Regions from separate parts of the Homo sapiens genome. Here region 2 is linked to region 1. The links are chromatin loops, found by intact Hi-C in ENCODE. Cell type or tissue: mammary epithelial cell. All regions are shown on one strand.

What was found. A loop is a pair of places that touch in the nucleus more often than their neighbours do. Peaks named below come from ENCODE experiments on the same cell type or tissue, not always from the same donor. Only the 100,000 strongest peaks of a DNase experiment are listed, where the experiment ranks them.
Region 2: a loop joins it to region 1, with 6 times the contacts of the local background. A loop is called at or near these places in 2 of 110 quality-filtered maps.

The regions. Positions count from the first base shown.
Region 1 is chr7:134,610,133-134,615,132 of GRCh38, forward strand. No RefSeq gene overlaps it. Among named protein-coding and RNA genes, the nearest start is that of BPGM, 34 kb to the right of the region's middle. In mammary epithelial cell, CTCF peaks have their summits at 2,242 (motif pointing right) and 4,119; a DNase peak (open chromatin) is centred at 4,039; H3K27ac peaks cover 1,780 bases.
Region 2 is chr7:134,753,347-134,758,346 of GRCh38, forward strand. The region is part of intron 1 of LOC124901750 (a long non-coding RNA gene); the gene reads right to left. It also overlaps a transcript of CALD1 not described here. Among named protein-coding and RNA genes, the nearest start is that of CALD1, 24 kb to the right of the region's middle. In mammary epithelial cell, a CTCF peak has its summit at 2,276 (motif pointing left); no DNase peak of the experiment used is centred here.

The DNA.
Region 1 (5,000 bases):
CCCTGGTCTAGATCAAGGCACCTCTAAAAATTTCACAGATGTGTCATGCCCTTGAATATTTGTAGGGCTTATCTTCTATCACCTGAGGTGCAGATGCCTTACTTAGGCATTGAGAACTCTAGTCACTTTTTGCTACCAGGTCTGCTTGGCATGATCTCATCAAAATAGTGGAACAATGACCAGAATGTCCAGGTGATCAAGGTCCATCATCTGTCTAGTTCAAACAAGGACCAAACTGGTAAATTGAATGGGTTTTCATGGGGAGAATCACTCCTGCATCCTTTAAGTGTTTGAGGAAGACACAAATCACTTCAGGATGCAGCAAGTAGCTACTTGAGGAAAGATTGTGAATAGCTACTTTAACTACTTGCTATGGCATTGCTGGCACTTCCTCAAGGGGACATGGCCCTTTAATCAGTGTATTCTAAGTCTTAAAATGGCCTTAGTTCTTAAAACGGGACAAGAGATCATGATTCCCTATCATGTGCTGACCAACCCAAGGTGTTTTTCAGATTATTAATCAAACAATATCTTAATGTATGTAGCTGCTAGGATACCATAGTTTATTAGTCTTAGGCTCCCTAGTTGTTACTCTGGCCTTGTTACCCATTAGGGTAATTGAGTATACCTGTCTTCCTGCAAGGTTGTTGTGGAAATTAACGCAGCAGCTAATTTCAACAATCCTACCTTTCGACAGTTTTATGCTGTCATCTGGCTATTCTAGATCCTATCATTCTTATTGACACCAGGGAGCCCAGTTTCTGAGAGTGTCTCCTACTATCAATCTTGACCTACAGAGGACACACAACATTGAGTTTCTCAAGGTGCTAGTGCCTCCTTTATGAATGCTTTATTCCTTATTGCTTTAGTAAAGAGAGCATCCTCTGGGTCCTCATGGGAAACATAATCATCTAGTGGTTCTTTGGTGTCTCACAATACATCAGTTCTAACATGCCTACCTTTCTGAACTTTTAGATCCCTTCCTCTGCCAAGGAATTTCCAGCATCTCTACCTCATTTACTGCAGACATAATTGTTTACAAGCTGCAAGGAGCTATTTTAGCAGTTTATTAGCAGTGGCTCCAGCTATCCATACCAGGACAAGCTCGGGGAGGAGAAAGCAAAGAGCAAGGAGAATGAAAGAACAGACCACACGCCTTCTTCCCTCTGTTAAATCCATCAACCAAAAATCAGTTCTGAACTGTGGGAGGGGAAACATGTTGAAATGCATTACAGTTTGAAGTTTTTAGCCAGATAGTACATTTTAGTACCTGAAAAGTCAGATTGTTTTAACACACAATAGTGGCTGGAAAGTGATTGCCTATGATATCTCCAAGGAACAGGGAAGAGAGGAGAACCAATGGTATTCTGGGGTTGGGGGACAAGATGTTGCTCTGCAGTGAAGTGGTGTGATCTCAACTCACTACAGCCTCAACCTCCCTGGCTCAGCCAATCTTCCCATCGCAGCCTCCTGAGTAGCTGGGACTACAGGGGCACACTACCATGCCTGGCTAATTTTTTCATTTTTGTAGACACAATGTCTCACTATGTTGCCCAGGCCGGTCTTGTGTTTCTGGGCTCAAGTGATCCTCCCATCTTGGCCTTCCATAGTGCTGGAATTACAAGCATGAGCCACCATGCCTGGCCCCAGTGGTATTTTTGAAGGCAGTGGTGCAAGAAAAATAGCTGTTTCCTCATTGTTCACTACCAATTACAGACAGTTCAAATAACAAGCTGTACAAGTATTGCAGTGCAAAATGGAGTTACTGCCTCTTCGTTCTTTGATTTTTTTTTTCCATTTAGGAAATGGGTTAAAATAAGCTATTGTGCAATATGAAATTACTAGACATTCTGTCCTTTATAAACACAAATACATTAATTCTGCATACCGTAATATGTGAACCGGTTTTGGAGACTGGAGAGTAGTAACATAAATGCCATACAGGAGCTTTAGCCATTCACTATGGCGCTCAAGGAAGGAAATAAATGTCTCATCCATGGCCATGGGGGGCGGCTGTTCAAAGAGAGCTTAATGAAACAGGTTATACTTAAACAGAAGTTGACATGCTGAGTGTGGTTTTGAAAGATATACAGAAAAAATGATTTCTGAGTATAGAGAACAATAGGAAAAGGTATGGCAGTATACTAAAAATGAGTAATCCAATTTAGATGAAACAAAGAATCTATGAAGAGATATAATGGAAAACAAAGCCTGAAAAACATACTTGGCCAATATCTGAAGTCTTGGACACAAGGTGGCAGGATTTATACATTATAGGTAGGCGTATGCTATGGTTTGCATACATAGTTCACATGTTGGATGTGATCACCTTAACACCCAAGGTGATGGTATTAAGAGGTGGGGTCTTTGGGAGGTAGCGAGGGCTCCATCCTCATCAATGAAATTAGTGCCCTTATTAAAGGACTTGAAGGCACCTGTTAGCTTCTTCTGTCTTTTCTGCCATGTGAGGATGCTGCAAGAAGGCACCCTCACCAATTACTGAAGCTGCCAGCACCATGATCTCAGACTTCTCAGCCTCTAGCACTGTAAGAAATACATTTCTATTGCTTATAAATTCCCCCATCTAAGACATTTTGTTATAGCAGCAGGAACAGACTAAGGCAGTATATTAGTCCATTTTCAAGCTGCTGATAAAGACATACCCAAGGCTGGGTAGTTTATAAAGAAAAAGAGGTTTAATAGACTTACAGTTCCGCGTGGCTGAGAGAGGCCTCACAATCATGGCAGAAGGCGAGAAGCACATTTTACAAGGTGGCAGACAAGAGAAAAATGAGAACCATGCGAAAAGGGTTTCCTCTTATAAAACCATCAGATCTCATTAGACTTATTCACTACCATGAGAACAGTATGGGGGAAACTGTCCCCATGATTCAATTATCTCCCACTGGGCCCCTTCCACAACATGTGGGAATTATGGGAGCTACAATTCAAGATGAGATTTGGGTGGGGACACAGCCAAACCATATCAGGCAGCATAAGAAAGATTGATTGAAATTCTAATATTTCCCTTGGTGTTTTAAAAATAATTTATTTAAATTCTTATTTATAAACTGAACCTCAAGATAGAGGAATTGGGAGTAAGACTCCACTAAGGGACAGTGGGAAGGGAGCTGGGAAGCACAGCAGTGACTGGGGTAACTATCAGTACATTCTGATGGGAGGGACTTAGTGGAAAGAGACAGCCCAAAATTCTTGCTGCATCTGCCAGTCAGCATAGTTGAGGTGGGAACAGACAGGGCCCTGTTACTCAGGCACCACTTCTGAATTTGGCATCCTCCAATAAGTCTTTCTTTCGCTGAAGTCCACCCACTACCCCATCCCAGTCTGATCTTGGTCTGAGTATAGGAAGTGAATGGTATACCTCTGTGTCAGACCCTGTGTGCCAAGGGTTCTTTACCTCTGGAGCTGATCACTTAACCTTCAAGTTGAATACTGGAGTCCAGTATCAAAACACCGCATTTACATTAACAAGCATATGCTTCCCCATTCCTTAATCATCAGAAGGAATAGAGTTATTAGAAAGTTGCTAAGGTGTTAGAAATCCATCAGTTGTCTGAGAAAGTTAGTGGAAGGATGCAGTAGAACAACACATTTAAAATGACTACCACTTCCTGGCACAGAGTAGATATTCAATATCAAGTTTCCTCTCTGTTGTTTTCCTACACAAGAGAGTGGCACAGAGTAAGTAATATCTGTCCTATAAACACTCACCATGGCTATCCCTCCCTGCCCTGCTAAAAGAAGACATAGTATATCCTCCCATTAATTTCTTTCCCCATTCCTACAGATATTCTTCCTATGAGATGGTGTCATCCTTATCCATTCCTGTTTTCTTCTTCTGGACACCTATGGTTTGTTTCTGTCCGTTTATGATGCAATACCTCAAACAACATTCAGTTCCTCAGATATGAGCTGACTAATGAAGGAGAAACAAAAGGGCTTCTTCCTCTTGGCTTAGATGCAACAATTCTGTTTTTCCAGGCTAAGGATTTCTTCGGGGTTTTGTTTTTCTTTGGTTTGGTTTGGTATAGCGCCACAAGTTGCTGTTGACTCATTTAGCTTCTAGCCAAAGGAAACCCCTGAGCCTCTTTTTCCTCCATGTGATGCTGCTGAGCCATCTCTTCCCCACCCAGATCTTGGAGAGCTGTTTGCTTTTCTAGATCTGAGTAAAGGACCTCTCATACCCAGTAAATTCCATCTTGTTAGATTCATTTTCTTCATTGTAGCCTTTAAGCACATTAACTATCCTGTTCCATCACCACTCCACATATCTTCTTCAAATTAGATTGATTTTCCAGTGATGTTCTTTATTGAAGACATTGCTAAAAAGCCTAAGTAGGACAGGAGACAACACTGAGCCCTGTGACCTGCCACAAGAAGCCTCTTAACAGGTTGAAAGAGAATTCATTAAACAGAACTCTTTTGGTATGGTCATTCAACTGGATGTGAATTCACCTAATTGATCTAGAATCCAGTTCATATTATTACACATTTTCTTTTTTTTTTTTCTTTTATATTTAGATGGAATCTCGCTGTCACCCAGGCTGTAGTGCAGTGGCCTGATCTTGGCTCACTGCAACCTCTGCCTCCCGGGTTCAAGCGATTCTCCTGCCTCAGCCTCCCAAGTAGCTGGGATTACAGATGCCTGCCACCACGCCTAGCTAATTTTTTGTATTTTTAGTAGAGATGAGGTTTCACTGTGTTAGCCAGGATGGTCTCGATCTCCTGACCTTGTGATCCACCCGTCTCGGCCTCCCAAAGTGCTGGGATTACAGCCATGAGCCACAGCGCCCGGCCTATTACATATTTTCTAAAACAAATCATGAGATATCTTGCCAAATGCTTTGTTCAAGTCACATCTACAATTTTTGCGGCACTCACTTCATCTTCCAGTCTAGAAAGTCTATCAAAAATGAAAATAATTCTACTGTAGAATGGTTTACTCTTTGTGAATACTGTTTATTAATGTTTGAAATGTA
Region 2 (5,000 bases), 140 kb after region 1:
AATTGTTCTGAGGGAGTGAATTCCCAGGATTCTCTACGCTTTGTATGCCTCACCTCTGCCAGGTGCCACCAATCACCAACTCTAAATTTGTAAGGCCAGGGCAATGCATCTGAGTCCTGGAGAATCACTTGGGGAGTTTTGAAAAATACTGACATCCGGCTCCACCTAGGAAATGTTAGTTTAATTAGACTGGGATGCAGCCTAGGCATTACTAGTTTTCTTAAAGCACACCAGGTAAGAAGCACTGGTCTAGGCCAACTGCCCTGAGGGTGGCTCCTGCCTTGCAAAGACTATGACTTTGCAAGGCAGAGATGCAGAGATGCAGAAATGCACACAGGACAACGGTGGGGCCTCTTCCCATTCTTGCTGCCCTTTCTCCTTCATGTTCTTTATTCTCCTGCCTTGTAGTGCTGGTCCTTGACTACAAATTGTCTTGTAGCTATTGTCTATAATTTAACGCTTCTGATACCCAGATGCCGGCTGATCCCTCCCTGGCCTGCTCTGACTCCAGAAATTTGTATTTCCTTCTGAGTATTTGCCCACTCTGTTGCAAACTCTGGCTTTGCAAGCTCCCCTAGCTGCATTGACTTGAAGCAGGCATCTGATTCAACCATCTCAGTTAGATTCTGACTTCCAGTCCCTTCTCTCTGGCAGGAGGCTGGGGACATCTCCACAGGCAGCCCTGACCATATTTGTTTAACACGTAACTTCTGTGGGATGAGATGAAGTCCCAGCCCATCCATCTAGATAGCCATCTTCTTGTCATAGGATGAAACCAGCCTGGGTTTGAATCCTGGGTGAGGAAGTCACAACAGAGTGAGAGAGAGAAAGCCTAGGTGACTAGGGGGTAGGTTCCTGTGCTGGGGCCTGAGATGTGGAAAGGAGAGACTTTATAAAGAGAAGGGAGAAGAGAAAATGATGAGTAAGACCATCTTCTTTAGGTAAACCTAAGTGTGTATTATAAATGTTAGCATTGGCCACTGTCGCTTATAAATTGCTGCTGTCATTTAAAAAATTCTGTATCATGTCTTCTTCATGACTTTTTAATACCACCCTTGTCTCAAGGTACAAGCACAGAAGTGTGAGTTGAAAAGAAAATGTCTATAAAATAATACATATGCTCTAATTTTCAACCAAATATGAAAGGTAAACCTAAAACCCACTGCTGATATCCATGTATAATCCCTTTTGGCTCCCAGAGGTACCTCTGTTAACAGATGTGTAGTCCCGGAAGGACTGCTTGACATACAAGAAAATACATGTATGATATTGCTTCATGTGTGTTTTATATAACTGGAATAATACCACATATATCATTAGGAAAATTACTTTTTTTCACTCAACAGTCTATAATGGAGATCTTTCATTTCACCACATATAGAGTTCATTCTACTCAACTACTAAACGCTAACTATGGACAAATAAGCTGTTTCCAATGTATACAATTACAAACAATTGTATAAATACAATGTATAGCTTATATGTGTGTGTGAAGGTTTCTTTAGAGACGATCAGGAAAAGTAAAATTGTTAGACAATAGGGTAGATGAATTTTTATTTTAAATAGGTATTGTCAAATTTATACCTCACCTAGTAAGGCAAGAGAATACCATTTTACATTACTCTACTCAACACTACTATATATTTTACTTTTTTTTTATTATTATTATTTTTAGATGGAGTCTCACTCTGTCACCCAGGCTGGAGTGCAGTGGCCCAATCTGGGCTCACTGTAATGTCTACTTCCCAGGTTCAAGCTATTCTCCTGCCTCAGACTTCTGAGTAGCTGGGATTACAGGCGCCCACTACCACTCTTGGTTAATTTTTGTATTTTTAGTAGAGACAGGGTTTCACCATGTTGGCCAGGCTGGTCTTGAACTCCTGACCTCAAGTGATCTGCCTGCCTCAGCCTCCCAAAGTGCTGGGATTACGGGCGTGAGCCACCATGCCCGGCCACATATTTCAAATGTTGCTTCTCTGGAATGGTATTTCTTTGTTTGCATTTAAGTATTTTTTTTCATTACTGGCGTGGTGAAAATATGCTTCATTATTGTTTCAATTTGCTTTTCATTGATTACAAGTAAGATTGAACATTTTTGTGTATGCCTACTATTATTTGGTTTTACTCCTCTATGAATCCACTTCCCATATTCTTTGCCCATTTTTCTATTGGGTGGCTTATCTTTCTTCTTATTGATATAGGAGTGATTTATAGATTATGGATTTCCTTCAGGGCACAATTCACATTGTAGTCTACTTGAATGGCTCCCCCCGGTGGTGTACAGTACACAGCCTGCACAGCCATAACTGGCAGTCAGCTTTTGTTTGTGATAAATATGTAAATATTTTATCCTTACTCTGTCTCTTGTCTTTACATTTTACTTGTGTTATTTTTCACAGTGTAGAAGTTGTTTTTCTAGTCATATTTATCATTCTTTTCCTTTGTGTTGTTTGCCTTCTGAGTCTTGTTTAAGATAATCTTTCCTACCCAAAGTAAAACATTTTCCTGTATTTCCTCTGATTCTTTTATAGTTTTACTTTTTATGCTCATATATTTAATCTATCTGGAAATGACTGGTGGATGATGTGAGATAGGGATCTAAACATTATCTTTGTCCAAATGGATAACCAATAATACCAACAAATTATTGAATAGACATCCAAAAGACATCCCTTAACTAAAATACTACCTCTACCACCATGCCCTGCTAATTTGTGTATTTTTAGTAAAGACAGGGTTTCACTATGTTGGCCAGACTCGTCTTGAACTCCTGACCTCAGGTGATCCACCCGCCACGGCCTCCCAAAGTGCTGGGATTACAGGTGAGAGGCAGAAGAATTGCTTGAACCTGGGAGGCGGAGGTTTCAGTGAGCCTAAATCGCACCATTGCATTCCAGCCTGGGGAACGAGAGTGAGACTTTGTCTCAAAAAAAAAAAAAAAAAAACTAAAAATTAAAAAAAACCTAAAACTAAAAAATTCAAAAATTAAATACTATCTCTATCATATGGCATTTTTTTCCTATATTTGTAGGTCCATTTTGAGGCTCTGAATTCTGTTCTTATGATTAAAATTATATTTGGAGAAATTATTCATTTAGCTACAGTAGTCATGGGTTATCATGATCTATTAGTGAGAGTTTGGGTTTAAATAAAAATCTACTCTATATTAAGTTTAATTCATAGTATATAACTTGATGTTATAATAAACTATGTATTATAAATTATATGGAGTTCTCACTTCTGACAGGAGGCTCAGTCTAAATAACCCTTTTGTTATCTTTTAAAGCTCCCACATTGAGGACCTGCATGATTCTTAGATCAGATCTTGGTGTCCAGTGAAGCAGCCAACTTGATTTTATTTCTTCCTGAATATTATTATGACTTGAAACTCATAACTTGATTCATAGTGTATTAATAAAATTAATTCATATATCTTTTAAGTAAACTGATAATTTAGAACAAGAGTTCAAAAATATAAATATGAGCTTTTCCATGGGCCCGTAGGAACCTTAAATGCCATCCAATAGCACAGTTTGACAAATAGTAGTCAGTGAATAAATATATGCAGAATGACTGAAAGTAGCGCTATGCGTAACTTGAAAACCGCCACTTACGCTCATTTTTCTAGGCACTTTACTGATTTGCTTCATTCAGAGTAGCTGTTTTGCTCTTGCTGTTTTAAGGCATATGGTATTAGAACTTGGCATGAATTGCTTTCTTTGCCAGAAAATTTTGAGTCAATTTAGTTTTTTTCTTGGGCTTTTTTTTTAAGCCTGAGACACTTAGTTGTTTAGTTATTGGCTATCAAATAAACCCCTGAAGCATAAACATTATTCTCCATATTGGCTTTCCATATGGTGCAACTGAATGAAAACTGCACTTACTTTACTCTTCCTTCTCTCTGGAGAGCACAGCCTACGTAGACTAGAATGTGAATGACGACCCCTGGAGTTGTGCAGTGCACAGTACTGTTCTCCTTCCACCTCCCACTTCCATTCTCTACGTTTCTCTATCCAAAAAGATCCTCCTGGCTCTGCCTATAGATAGATCCTACTATCTATCCTGTATGTTCGCTTGTTGATGCTTACAATTTGCAGGTCTGTGTTCCTTGAAGACCTCATTCCACAGACTGCAAACGTTACTCATGTAATTAGCCTGGAGACTTCTAGCAGTTTCCAGGCCTGAGTTCTTATCAGGGTTTGTCTTACAAGAGTTCAAATGGTCTCCTGTATGACTATTTTAAAAATATGGAGGCCAGGTGCAGTGGCTCATGCCTGTAATCCCAGCACTTTGGGAGGCCGAGGTGAGTGGTTCACGAGATCAGGAATTCAAGACCAGCCTGGCCAACATGGTGAAACCCTGTCTCTACTAAAAATACAAAAATTAGCCGGGCATGGTGGTGCGCGCCTGTGATCCCAGCTACTCGGGAGGCTGAGGCAGGAGAATTGCTTGAACCCGGGAGGCAGAGGTTGCAGTGAGCAGAGATCACACCACTGCACTCCAGCCTGGGCGACAAAGCTAGACTCCGTCTAAAAAAATAAAAATAAAAAAAAAAAGGAGTCCAGCAAAACTTTCAGAATGGCTCTACAGGAGGATGGCTTGCTTATCCACACAGGTATTATTGATTCTGCACAGGCATCTATTTGATGACAATGCAAGGCTCGTACCTTGAGTCAAACTTGTAACCAGCTGAGCACAGGGACTCTGTTCAGTATAGCAAACACAGTTTACGTGGGCCCACCCAGAAACTTTCTACAAGTACATTCCACATGCTGAGTGTGCGGGTGATGCTAGCTGATTCAGACTGTTGTGTGCAACTCTATGCTTCTTTCCTAAAGCCTGTGTGAGATGATGCAAAGCTAAAGTCAAAACTCCAAGACTTATGGATTGTTAGAACTGAAAACACTTTAGGGACTTTCTTGTTGAACCATCTCATTTTAGAACTGGGATGACTGCCTGTTGACTCTAGTATATTTCATTTATAAATATATAGGCACACA